3 separate regions of the Homo sapiens genome follow, and all the other regions are linked to region 1. The links are chromatin contacts, found by Hi-C or POLR2A ChIA-PET in ENCODE. All regions are on one chromosome and are shown on one strand. The core of a region is the stretch at or near the end of the contact, and the rest is flanking DNA. Distances in the headings are between cores, read along the strand shown.

Region 1 (3,670 bases), core at 584-3,083:
TCTGTTTTTTTTTTTTTTTTTTTTTTGAGATGAGTCTCGCTCTGTCACCCAGGCTGGATGGAGTGCAGTGGCATGATCTCGGCTCACTGCAAACTCCGCCTCCTGGGTTCAAGCGATTCTCTTGCCTCAGCCTCTGGGACTACAGGGGCGCGCCACCACGCCCAGCTAATTTTTGTATTTTTAGTACAGACGGGGTTTCACCGTGTTGGTCAGGCTGGTCTCAAACTCCTGACCTTGTGATCCACTCGCCTCGGCCTCCCAAAATGCTGGGATTACAGGCGTGAGCCATCACACCCAGCTGAACATTTCACTTCCTTTTTCAGAGAAACAGGTGACTGTGAAACAGAATTATAATGTTGCTCCACATCGTCCAAAGATTTCACATACATATCCACTGCTAAGATGTTTTCTCTTAATGTTAACATAAACCCAAAAGGTTAACATATGTCTTTCCTACTAGGTTGTTTAAATGTTTCTAAATAAACAAAGAACATGGAGTAACATTATTAGTGTATCTTACCTGAGCCCAGTCTGCAGGCAATGCCTAACCACCCCAAAATTCAATAAAATGCTTAGGAAGTGCACATTCGATTATAAAACATCAAAATAAATAATCATCTCAGGGTAGGACCACAAGCATATCATAAGTAATCACTCGGTTTAAAGGGAAAAAAGGCCAAGAGACGAAAAATAAAGCAAAGAAGGAAACAAAATAGGTTGAAAAAGAAAAAAAAAAGGGGGGGGGGAGCAAAACTTCCCTGCAGATAATTTTCCCTATTTCCTCAACCTGACCTTCGTCCTCCATTTTAAAAATCCTCCGACTACAAGTTCCATGTGTTTGGTTCACTCTTTACGGGTATACTTTTTCCTACAAACGTCCTTGTGAAAAAAAAAAAAAAATCTGATTTTAACATGATGAGTTATCATTTTACAGAAGCAATAGTTCTTGCTACTCGTTAGGACTCCAGAACAGTTTAGCGAGAATTCCTTTTAAAGGGGCTTTGTAATTGTATGAAATAGGCCAAATCCAGATACGATTACTATCTTAATCGTAACTGGGGAGGTACGATTCCGCAGTGCAAAAAGCCTTCTGAAATTGTGTCCCTACACCCCTTTCCATCCTCTGCCCAAACATGTTAACAGAATGCTCTGCATCCTTAGCACAGGGCCAATATTCAAACCGAGCGAAAAACTTTATTTTAAAAACACTTACAAGGGGCGAACCAAGGAGGACAGCGTGTGACTGAGGAGGCAGCAGGGCGACTGACTGGCTCCATGAACACGGAATGGCTTAAAGGGCACAAGCCCCAGAGACTTAAGGCAGTTTTCTCCTACACCCTAAGCTGAGCTTAGATTCCCAGGATTGAGCGAGCAGTGTATTTCGTACCTTAAAACTCTGCAAGTAGTCTAAGCAAGCAGAAGACAGCCAAGGGAGCCAGGAGGGGCCCGCGGGGCACAGGAGCCTGAGAAAGAGGAGAGCTGGGGAGGGGAAGGCCAGGAGCAGACCCCAGAACTAGTCATCACGGCCCAGGCCTGGTCCGGGCCGCCGCGGGAGCGAGGACGCGGCGCTGCATCCGACTCACCTGCCCATTCTCCGAGCCCCGGGCCGACCCCCGCCTCATTCCCCACTCCCCAGACCCGGAGGGCCGTGAAGAGCGAGTACGAAATACGCAGGGCTAGGTAGGCCACGGTGCCCGCGCCGACCCAGTACAGGAAGCCGGCGGCGGGGAGAGCGCTCTCCATGGCTTTCCACTAGGCCTCACTACCTTCGTGAATGAAAAGAGCGAGTGAATGAATCCAGGAGGAGGCGCCGGCCGTGACGGTGAGGATGACACTAATAGGCGCTGCTCCGACACCACTTTGGGCCTAAACCCCGCCCGCGGGGCCATATCCGTGTCGCTATTGGTGACCCGTCTTTCCCTCTGCGCGTAGTGCGTCAGCCATTAGCTGACTCCAGTTCCACTGCCCCTCCCACACTCCTCCCATCACCGCGTCCCCCGGGGTTCCGCCAGTGAGCGCCCTGTCTCACCCCACCGAGGCGCCCCGGTCTCTCATTGGCTGCAGCCGTACTCGCGACTGCGGAAGACTGCGCTCGGATTGGCCGGTCAGACCCAGGCTGGTTTGAGCTCAGGTTCGAAGAGGAAATGGGATCAGAGAAGCCGCTAGTGAATGGAAAGATTATAGTAAGAAGTGGGCGTAGGCAGGGCGCGGTGGCTAACACCTGTAATCCCAGCACTTTGGGAGGCCGAGGCGGGCGAATCGCTTGAGCTTAGGAGTCCGAGACCAGCCTGGCCAACATCCGAACCCCGTCTCTACTAAAAATACAAAAATTAGCCGGGCGTGGTGGCGTGCGCCTGTAATCTCAGCTACTCGGGAGGCTGAGGCAGGAGAATCACGAACCCGGGAGGCAGAGGTTGCAGTGAGCCGAGATCGCGCCACTGCATTCCAGCCTGAGCGACGGAGTGAGACTCCATCCCAAAACAAAAACAAAAAAAAAAAGAAAAGAAATAGGTGTGGAGCCACAGTTTTATTTTCAACTCTTTATTAAATAAATATATATTTTACATATATGATATAATTATATAATAAATATATCATTGTTAAGCGTGCTGTCATTGTTGCCATAAACTTTTCCAGATAAAGGCTTGCAGTCTTCTGTGTCTGTGCCTTCCTCGCTGCAGGCATTCGCCCGGGTTACACTCACTCATAGAGAGCCCTTAAATGCCAGACCTCCCTCCCAGCTGAGCACTAAACATCACTTAGTTCCCAACGATTTGGGGTTCAAGGCAAATAACCTGATGGAGTCTAATAACTGTTAGACGATGGCATCAGAGCTGTATGGTGAATGAAAAATATAGGAACACAGCTTGCTGAACAATTAGTTTTGGAAGGAGACTATATCTTTTAATTTGTCTTCAAAGGGGGATAGAAAATTTTACTTTCTTTTTTAAATTTCCCTTTTTTGGTTGGGGAGTGGGGGAGTGGTATTTCCAGGGGGCACAGAAGTGTGAAGTCCAGATAGAGGCATGGGAACTACGTTAGCAAAGTTGCAGAGGAGAAAGATCACAAGGTAAGTTTAAAAAATTGTGTAAAACTTAAGGAGATTTTGGGCTGAGACGATGGGGTTTTCTAAATATACAATTATGTCATCTGCAAACAGGGACAATTTGACTGCCTCTTTTCCTAACTGAATACTCTTTATTTCTTTCTCCTGCCTGATTGCCCTGGCCAGAACTTCCAACACTATGTTGAATAGGAGTGGTGAGAGAGGGCATCCCTGTCTTGTAACTCAATGTGCAAAAATCACAGGCATTCTTATACACCAATAACAGACAAACAGAGAGCCAAATCATGACTGAACTCCCCTTCACAATTGCTTCAAAGAAAATAAAATACCTAGGAATCCAACTTACAAGGGATGTGAAGGACCTCTTCAAGGAGAACTACAAACCACTGCTCAACGAAATAAAAGAGGACACAAACAAATGGAAGAACGTTCCATGCTCATGGATAGGAAGAATCAATATCGTGAAAATGGCCATACTGCCCAAGGTAATGTATAGATTCAATGCCATCCCCATCAAGCTACCAATGACTTTCTTCACAGAATTGGAAACAACTACTTTAAAGTTCATATGGAACCAAAAAAGAGCCCGCATTGCCAAGTCAA
Region 2 (3,670 bases), core at 761-3,260, 410 kb before region 1:
TCCCAAGTAGCTGGGATTACAAGCGTGTGCTACCACACCCAGCTAATTTTTTTGTATTTTTAGTAGAGACAAGTTTTCATCATGTTGGCCAGCTGGTCTTGAACTCCTGGCCTCAAGTGATCCACCCACCTCGGCCTCCCAAAGTGTTGGGATTACAGGCGTGAGCCACCGCGCCTGGCCTCTTCTTAACCTTTTTAGAAAGGGCCTTACAGCTGAACTCCTGGGGCCACTGCCACACTGGATCTTAACCCAACCATTCCGAAAAACAGAGGAACCAAATATAAGCAAAAGCAAAAAAAGCCACAATTCATTGCCTTACTTGATAGGATTCTTTATAATTAAAGTTATGTTATGGCTAAATGCCCCTAAAAATTATTTTCAATTAAAAACAATGCCCTTTTAATCATGGGAATTATACCATAAGACAATGTGTGTCATTACATAATTAATATGTAAATCTTACTAAGCACTTACTACATGCCAGGGTCTGTTTTAAGCACTTTATAGTGTTAACTTATTTAATCTTCATAACAGCACTATAAGCCAAGCTATTATTACCCTCATTTTACAGATGGGGATAGTACAACAGAAAGTTTAAGTACCTGGCCCAATATTACACAACTGGAAATGCCAAAGCTAGGATTCACAGCATGGCAGTCTGGCCCCAAAACTGATTATCCATTCATACCCTCACATGCAACCAGGAAGTCGGGGAAAGTGAATGATGGAAACTGAATCATCTATTTTATTACAGTGAATAGCCTTTGAGTTCTGAAAGTTACAAACTAAGTCCAGTTAAAGTACATAGAGCACTTACCTGACTTACAAGAAGTTAAGACTTACAAGAATTTAAATGTACATATTTCAAGACCATATCTTCACATAAATAAGTCAAGAACCTTTCTAGATTAGCATTGCCCAATCAGTAACACCAAGCAATTCTTTGATTCTCAAAATTGTGTGTTTAGATCTGGTTCCCACCGAATGTAACAAAGCCCCAAACACCTCTGGACTTCAAGTTGAAGCCCAGAGCCAGTGTGCTTCTGGCCACCTAGTCCCGAGACTAACATGCCCCTGGCCCCGGCCCGACACACCCCCGGGCCACCTAGTCCCTGGCCTAACATGCCACCAGCAATCTAGTCCGCAGTCTAACATACTCCTGCCCCGTCCTGACAGGCCCCCGGCCACCCAGTCCCCTGCCTAACACGCCCCCAGCCACCTAGTGCCTGGCCCAACATGACCCCGGCCACCCAGTCCCCGGCCTAACACGCCCCCGGCCATCTAGTTCCCGGTCACCCAGTCCCCGGCCTAACACGCCCCCGACCACCCAGTCCCCGGCATAACATGCCCCTGGCCCCTTCCCTACCTCGTCCCACGGCTTCTGGCACCGCAAGGGATGCCGCAGGCCACCACCGGACCCTGAGGCGCAGGACATCCCCCTGGGAGGAATCAGATCCCTGTGGCTGGCGGGAAGGTGGCAGCAGGAAGGGAGGGGTCACGGCGGAGGGCGGAGGGCGGGTCGCAGGAGGAAAGGAAGGAGCGGACTGGGGGCGAAGGTTGGCTAGGAGAACAGGTGGGTACCAAGATGCTGAAAGCGCGGCCGCCGCCGGAGGAGAAGGAGAAGCAGGAGTGGAAATCGGAGCGCTCCAAAAGCGGGCAGTCATTGTCACAGCCCCGGCGGGGCTGGGGGTGGCCTCTCGCAGCCCACGGGCCTCCACGGAGCCTCCGCGCGGCCGCGCTCCCTCGGCCCTTGTCCCGACCCAGCAGCGGCCCCCGGAGGCCCGAGCCCTCGCTTCAGCGCCCGCCCGGCCGCCGCCCTGGAGAGCCGCGCTTACCTCGGCCACGGCTGCCTCCCGCTCGGCCCCGAGCTTGGTCACCGGCTCATGCCGCGGGGCGCGGGCCACCTCCGCCCAGGTCGGATCGGTCCGAATCGCCAGCCGCCACTGCCAGGGCCGAGTCTGGGCTGGCGAGCAGCGAGCGAGGGGCCGGTAACCGGGATCCGGGCCGTCTGACACCGAGCGCACTGCGCATGCGGGAGCTGCCGGGCCGCGCCTCCTGCTGGACAGGAGGAGTCCGAGCACCGCTGCAGTGTTTTCCCAGGCAGGCGCGCTCAGGCTCCGCAGTGAAATGCTCAGACAGCCTCATTCATAATTAAAGAATCCTTAAACCCAAACGAGACACCACGCGTTGCTTATAAAACTAACAAATATGTAGACGTTTTATTATAATCAGTTCTGGTGAGCGTATAACATTCCTGGAGGGCAATTTGGTACTATCCATCAAACGGAAAATGCTGGTACCCTTCATTCCAACAAGCTCTCTGTACGGAGTTTGCCCTATGGATATTCTCAACAATGTTTGTCAAAAAGTTCCATGACAGCATTCTTTCTAATCATAGCGAAATGCTAGACACAATCGAAATAAATTATGGAATTTGATTGATTTGAGTAATGTGAGATAGTGCAATATATTTGGGTAAGGAAATATCTCCAAGATATTAGTTAAGATCAAAGCGTAGTCCAAAACAGCGGGCAAGTCACTTTTAGGTAAACTATGCATATGCAAAAACAAGAGGGAGAAATATATAAAGTAGGTGCTTATATTCAGGCATGTGTATAACTTTTTTCTGGAAGGAATGCAAGAAGAAATGAACAGCTTCAGGTGGAGTAGTTGTCGAGGCGGAAATGGAAGCATTTATGGCGAGGAAAGGTGGCTCACGCCTGTAATTCCAGCATTTGGGGAGGCCTAAACGAGAGGATCGCTTGAGCCCAAGAGTTTGAGACCAGCCTGGGCAGCAGAGCAAGACCCCATCTCTACAAAAAATAAAAAGTTAACTAGGCATCGTAGCACACGCTTGTAGTCCCAACTACTTAGGAGGCAGAGGCAGGAAGATTGCTTGAGCCCAGGAGGTCAAGGCTGCAGTGGGCCGTGGTCGTGCCACTGCACTCCAGCCTGGGTGATAGAGCAAGACCCTGTCTCCAAAAAAAAAAAAAAAAAACGCATTTTTGTTTTGTATCTTTCTCTATTATTTACATGATTTAGCCCTATCCATGCACACTAAAACCGCTGTCATAAAGCAGTAAGTGGAAACTAAAAAATTAAATTAAAATTCAGAGCGATGTTATTGAGAGGTTAATGAAATGACCCCTGGGCCTGCGATGTTGGTTTGGTAGAGTTGTGGGTCTGGCTACAGGATCCAAATCCCTTCTGGTCCCAGATGTACTTTGGCGCCATCTGGTGGAAGTTGTCACTGATAGCTTAAATATTCAAAGTGATGATTCTGAGACTAGATACCTACAGAGGCTTCCGGCAGCAACCTCGATTCCAGGGATATTTTTGTGAGTTAATGCCTGCTTGTCACAGATCTAGGGAGATTGGGATGAGGACATTCTGGGGATGGGACACTCATGTTCTGCTTCCCCACATCCAAGGGGGCATTGCTCTGCTTTCCAAATCAAATCCCCCCTGCAAATGATACAAAATGTAGCACACACCCACCCCATTTGAGAACTGGATGGGTGGAGAGCAGTGACAATCACCACTGGAACTGTATCCAAATTTATCTTATCCCAGGGAATATTGTTTTCACTTTTTGAAATAAGTCAACAATAGCTATCTGGTCTGGAAGATTGTGGCCTCTTTTTTTCTTCTCCATATTTATCTGTATTTT
Region 3 (3,670 bases), core at 691-3,190, 260 kb before region 1:
AAGGGAAGGACTCGATGGTACCCAGGTGCCCTTCAGGCTCTAACCAAAGACATGCCCCACCCTCCTGGAGGAACCCTGCGGAGCGCAGAGAACGGCTGGAGACATAGCGGCCGCGGTTTTCCCCGCAGCGCAGGAGCGCCAGGCACTGCGCTGGGTCAACTGCGGTCAGGGAGTCACCTGCCCGCGACAGCGAGCGCGCACCCACACTCTCGACCAACCCAGGCTGGCCTCCAGCCCACTCTCGGGTCCCAACGCCCAAACATCTCGCATTGCTGGCTCCGACATCTCCCCACCCGCCGCCAGGAATCAGCGCAGAGGGAGATGCGTCTTCTGTGGCGGGTGCGGGGCGAGGACCCTGACCCCAGCTCTGGGAAGTGAACTGTACGGAGGAGAGAGCTCTCCATCGTCAGCTCTGCCTCCGCCCCTCCTGCGGCTTCACTTCAGCCCGGATGCCGGCGATGGGGAATAGACCAGGGACGCAGGAGCACACTGGACCGGGGGTGGATCCACTTGGGGAGGCAGGCAACCGACCCGCGCACCGGTGGCGCAACCTCGTTCCGGTGACCGAAGCTTGTGGAGGTAGCTCCACTCCCGGCTCCCTGGTCCGACATCCCCCTGCCACCTCCTCCCCCACCTCCCCGAGTCTTGGGAGCCTGGACCCCGAAGGTGCAAAAAGTCAAGAGCCTGGAAAACTGCACTGTGCAAATATATTGACTTTATTTGTCTCCTTTCAGGAGCCTCACAGACATATCCAGGTAAAAAGATCGTTAAATAAATGCCTTCAGCCATCGCAATGCAAAAATAAATATCAATCCTCCAGACGCAGTAGCAGCCGCGCTGCGCCCAAAGTCCCAACGGCCACGCCTAACAATTATAAAAGTGTTCAGCGAGAGTGTTGGCGTGAGTGTGAATGGGTGTGCGCTGGGGGGCACGGTGGAGCGGTGTGCAAAATCGGAGTTGCAAACCATCGGACAAGGGCATGGAGTGGCTACCCGCCGCCGACTCAGCGCGGGCGCGCCTCCCCGCACACACTCACAGCAGAGTTCGCACTGGGAAGAGTTAAAAAATAAACATTTACAAGGACGAGGAAAGCGGCCCCGCTCCCGGCGCTCCCGGGCCAGGGCGAGCGCGGCGAGGGGCGCACCGACCGGTTCGCAGCGGGGCGGGAGTCCGAGCGCGCGAGGAGCGGCGGTCCCGGGTCCTTGCGGGTCCCCCGGGAGCAGGGCGCGGGCACTCTCGGGGTTCACACGCCGGTCCCCGCGCGGACCGCGGACGCGCGCGTCCCCCCCGCGGGCGGCGCCCCTTACAGGGCCGAGTCGGAGTCGCTGGAGTCCAGGCTGTTCCTCAGTTTGCAGCTGCTGAGCTGCTCCCGCTGCAGCGACAGGCTCTGCGTGCTGCGGCGCAGGCACTCCAGGCTCTGCAGGAACGACTTCTTGGCCTTCTCCTCCTCCATGGGGGACACCCCCTCCTCCTCCACCTCCTGGATCTCGTCGAAGGTCACCGGCTGCGTCTTGAAGCGAGACTGGCGCGGCCGCCGCAGCCGGCCCCGGCCCTTGGGCAGCTTGGCGGGCCGCACGGGCTGCGGGAACTCGTCGGCCAGGCACACGAAGTGCGGCATCACCGCCTGGTAACTGGAGCAGATGCCCATCAGCTCGCCGGGCTTGGCGGCCATGGCGCCTCCGGCGTCTGCGGGGCCGGGCGGCGGGGCGCCGGGGCTCTCCGAGGGCGGCCGCTGCGCCGGGGCCCCCCGGGAGGCAGCAGCCGGGGGCTCGCCGGGCGGGGGATCCAAATCTGCTGCGGGGTGGCGGCGGCCCTCGCGGGCCCGGGCCGGCGCTCCTCGGGAGGGCGGGCGGGCGGGCGGACCCGTCGGGGGGCACGGGGCTCGGGGGGCGCTGTTCCGCCGCGCTCCGAGGCGCTCGCCGCCGCTGCTGTCGCCGTCTGCCCCGCGGCGGCCAGGCTCGCGGCTTATATAGCCCGCGGCTGCCCACACGGCTCTGAGCTCGGATGACAGCGAATGCCATTTAAAGCGTGCGCGCCCCGCGCCCTTCCGCCTGACGTCGCCCCGCCGCTCTGGGAAAGTAACGGCCCCTTCCCCGGCGCCGCCCGCCCCCCGCCAACCGGCTCCGGAAGGCAGGCCCCGCCCGCGGGGGTTCCGGGAGAAGCCGCGGCCCCGGAGCACGCGGCTGGCCCGAGCTGCGCCCGGACAGGGACCCTCAATCGCCGCGACTGGGCGGGCACTGTCCCTTCTGGGATCCCCAAGTCTGCACCAACCGGGTTGGCCGCGGGGCCGCAGGTCCCCCTCCCCCGCCCCCTGGTCCCAGATGCACACACTTGAGGCGCTGGTTATTCCACCGCCGGTTCTGCGCGGGGCGCGAGGCAGCTCTCAGCTCTCTTTGCAGCCTGGCGAGCCTGAGCGCCCGGCTCCCCAGAGCTGAGCTCGGAAGAAGGGGTGGGCTCCCCTTCTGGATCCTTGCCACCCCCCTCCGCAGGCGCGCGCGCGCACACACACACACACACACACACACACACACACACACACACGCACGAATGCAAACACATCTCGATTATTCCATTCCGGTTCTTCCCTTCCCTAGATGTCTTCTTTATGTTTGTCTCCTCACTCCCCCACCCAAGTCCCTCGGGCACCCCCATTCATGCTCTGAAGAGTGACACTTGGATATGGCACTAACAACAACAACAACAATAATAGCTACCATCTGGAGAGCTTTACTCCAAGCCAACCATGAGCTCTGTTTTACGTATATTATCCTGTTTAATCTTCACAGCAGCAGCCCTATGAGGTAATTGGTATTCTCTCATTTTTACATATGGGAAAACCAGGCACAGAGGGGATAAGTAACTGGTCCACTAGTATCTGATGGAAACAGATGGGCTGACTCCAGAGTCCATGCTCTGACAGCCCCCTGCTGAGGGTGAGTACCCTGAGCTAAATCTCACCAGTGTTCCCAAGGTCTCTAAGAGCAGGTCCACAGGGCAGTCCCTGCCCTATGTCCTGGGACTCCCAAGAGGAAACTGTGAGCCTGGCCATGGCCAAGTGGGCTTGAGATGTGGGGCACTGACAGGCACCCAGCAGGGCTCACAGGGCCACCCAAAAAGGAGGGGGTCAGTGGGATTTGGCCTCCGTCCTTTCCGTATCCACTCAACACAGATTTACTGAGAAGTTACTTTCCTGCTCAGGAAAGGCATGGAAGCCAACAAGAAAGGTACAGTCCTGGCCCTCATGAAAGTTACATTCTAATGGGAGTGGGGTGTTGTGGGGAGAGACAGATGATACACACACGAAGAAGAACATGTTTTGTGGTGAAATAAAGTAGGGCGATGAGCTGGGGATGCAGGTGGTGAGATGCTTAGAGCACGGGACCAGGAAAGGCTGCTCAGAGCCTGGATATTTAAGCTGCCACCAGAAGGGCAATAATAACATGCTAAGTGCTTAGTATGGCCATGCTCTGCACACTTTTGATGCGTGAACTCAATGTGTTCACTATATTATTTAATCCTCCCAACCACCCTGGGTAACAAATACCATACATTTCTTATCGCCATTTACAGGTAGAAAAGTCAAGGCACAGAGAAGCTAAGAAAACTTGCCCCAAGGTCCCACAGCAGGAAGTAGCAAGAGCTGAGATTCAAACCCCAGCAGCGTGGCTCC

Evidence for each region. Hi-C counts contacts between places; a loop is a spot of excess contacts on that map. ChIA-PET counts read pairs that join two places held with the same protein, here RNA polymerase II (POLR2A). Pooled maps may share reads with other maps.
Region 2: a map of naive thymus-derived CD4-positive, alpha-beta T cell shows a loop between it and region 1 (4-fold over the local background). The contact joins the promoter of EXT2 here to the promoter of HSD17B12 in region 1. A Hi-C loop is called at or near these places in 2 of 168 maps with a recorded cell type or tissue (both naive thymus-derived CD4-positive, alpha-beta T cell), 1 of 37 single-sample maps with no recorded cell type and 8 of 50 pooled maps.
Region 3: a loop to region 1 is called in a map of naive thymus-derived CD4-positive, alpha-beta T cell, with 4 times the contacts of the local background. The contact joins the promoter of C11orf96 here to the promoter of HSD17B12 in region 1. A Hi-C loop is called at or near these places in 1 of 168 maps with a recorded cell type or tissue (naive thymus-derived CD4-positive, alpha-beta T cell) and 12 of 50 pooled maps. POLR2A ChIA-PET finds 5 or more read pairs at or near these places in 2 of 52 experiments (HEK293T and WTC11).

What each region holds. Positions count from the first base shown.
Region 1 is chr11:43,678,901-43,682,570 of GRCh38, reverse strand. HSD17B12 (hydroxysteroid 17-beta dehydrogenase 12) reads right to left here and starts at 1,833. Exons shown (of 11, transcript NM_016142.3): 1 at 1,584-1,833. The coding sequence starts at 1,743. RefSeq lists enhancers at 1,079-1,138, 1,289-1,338, 1,413-1,978, 2,189-2,238.
Region 2 is chr11:44,094,018-44,097,687 of GRCh38, reverse strand. EXT2 (exostosin glycosyltransferase 2) reads right to left here and starts at 2,010. Exons shown (of 14, transcript NM_207122.2): 1 at 1,836-2,010. RefSeq lists an enhancer at 1,054-1,103 and a silencer at 1,524-2,143.
Region 3 is chr11:43,940,907-43,944,576 of GRCh38, reverse strand. It overlaps C11orf96 (chromosome 11 open reading frame 96), which reads right to left and starts at 1,940. Exons shown (of 1, transcript NM_001145033.2): 1 at 699-1,940. The coding sequence starts at 1,672. The coding sequence ends at 1,304. It also overlaps a transcript of ACCSL not described here. RefSeq lists enhancers at 1-483, 484-1,313 and silencers at 2,053-2,182, 2,223-2,352.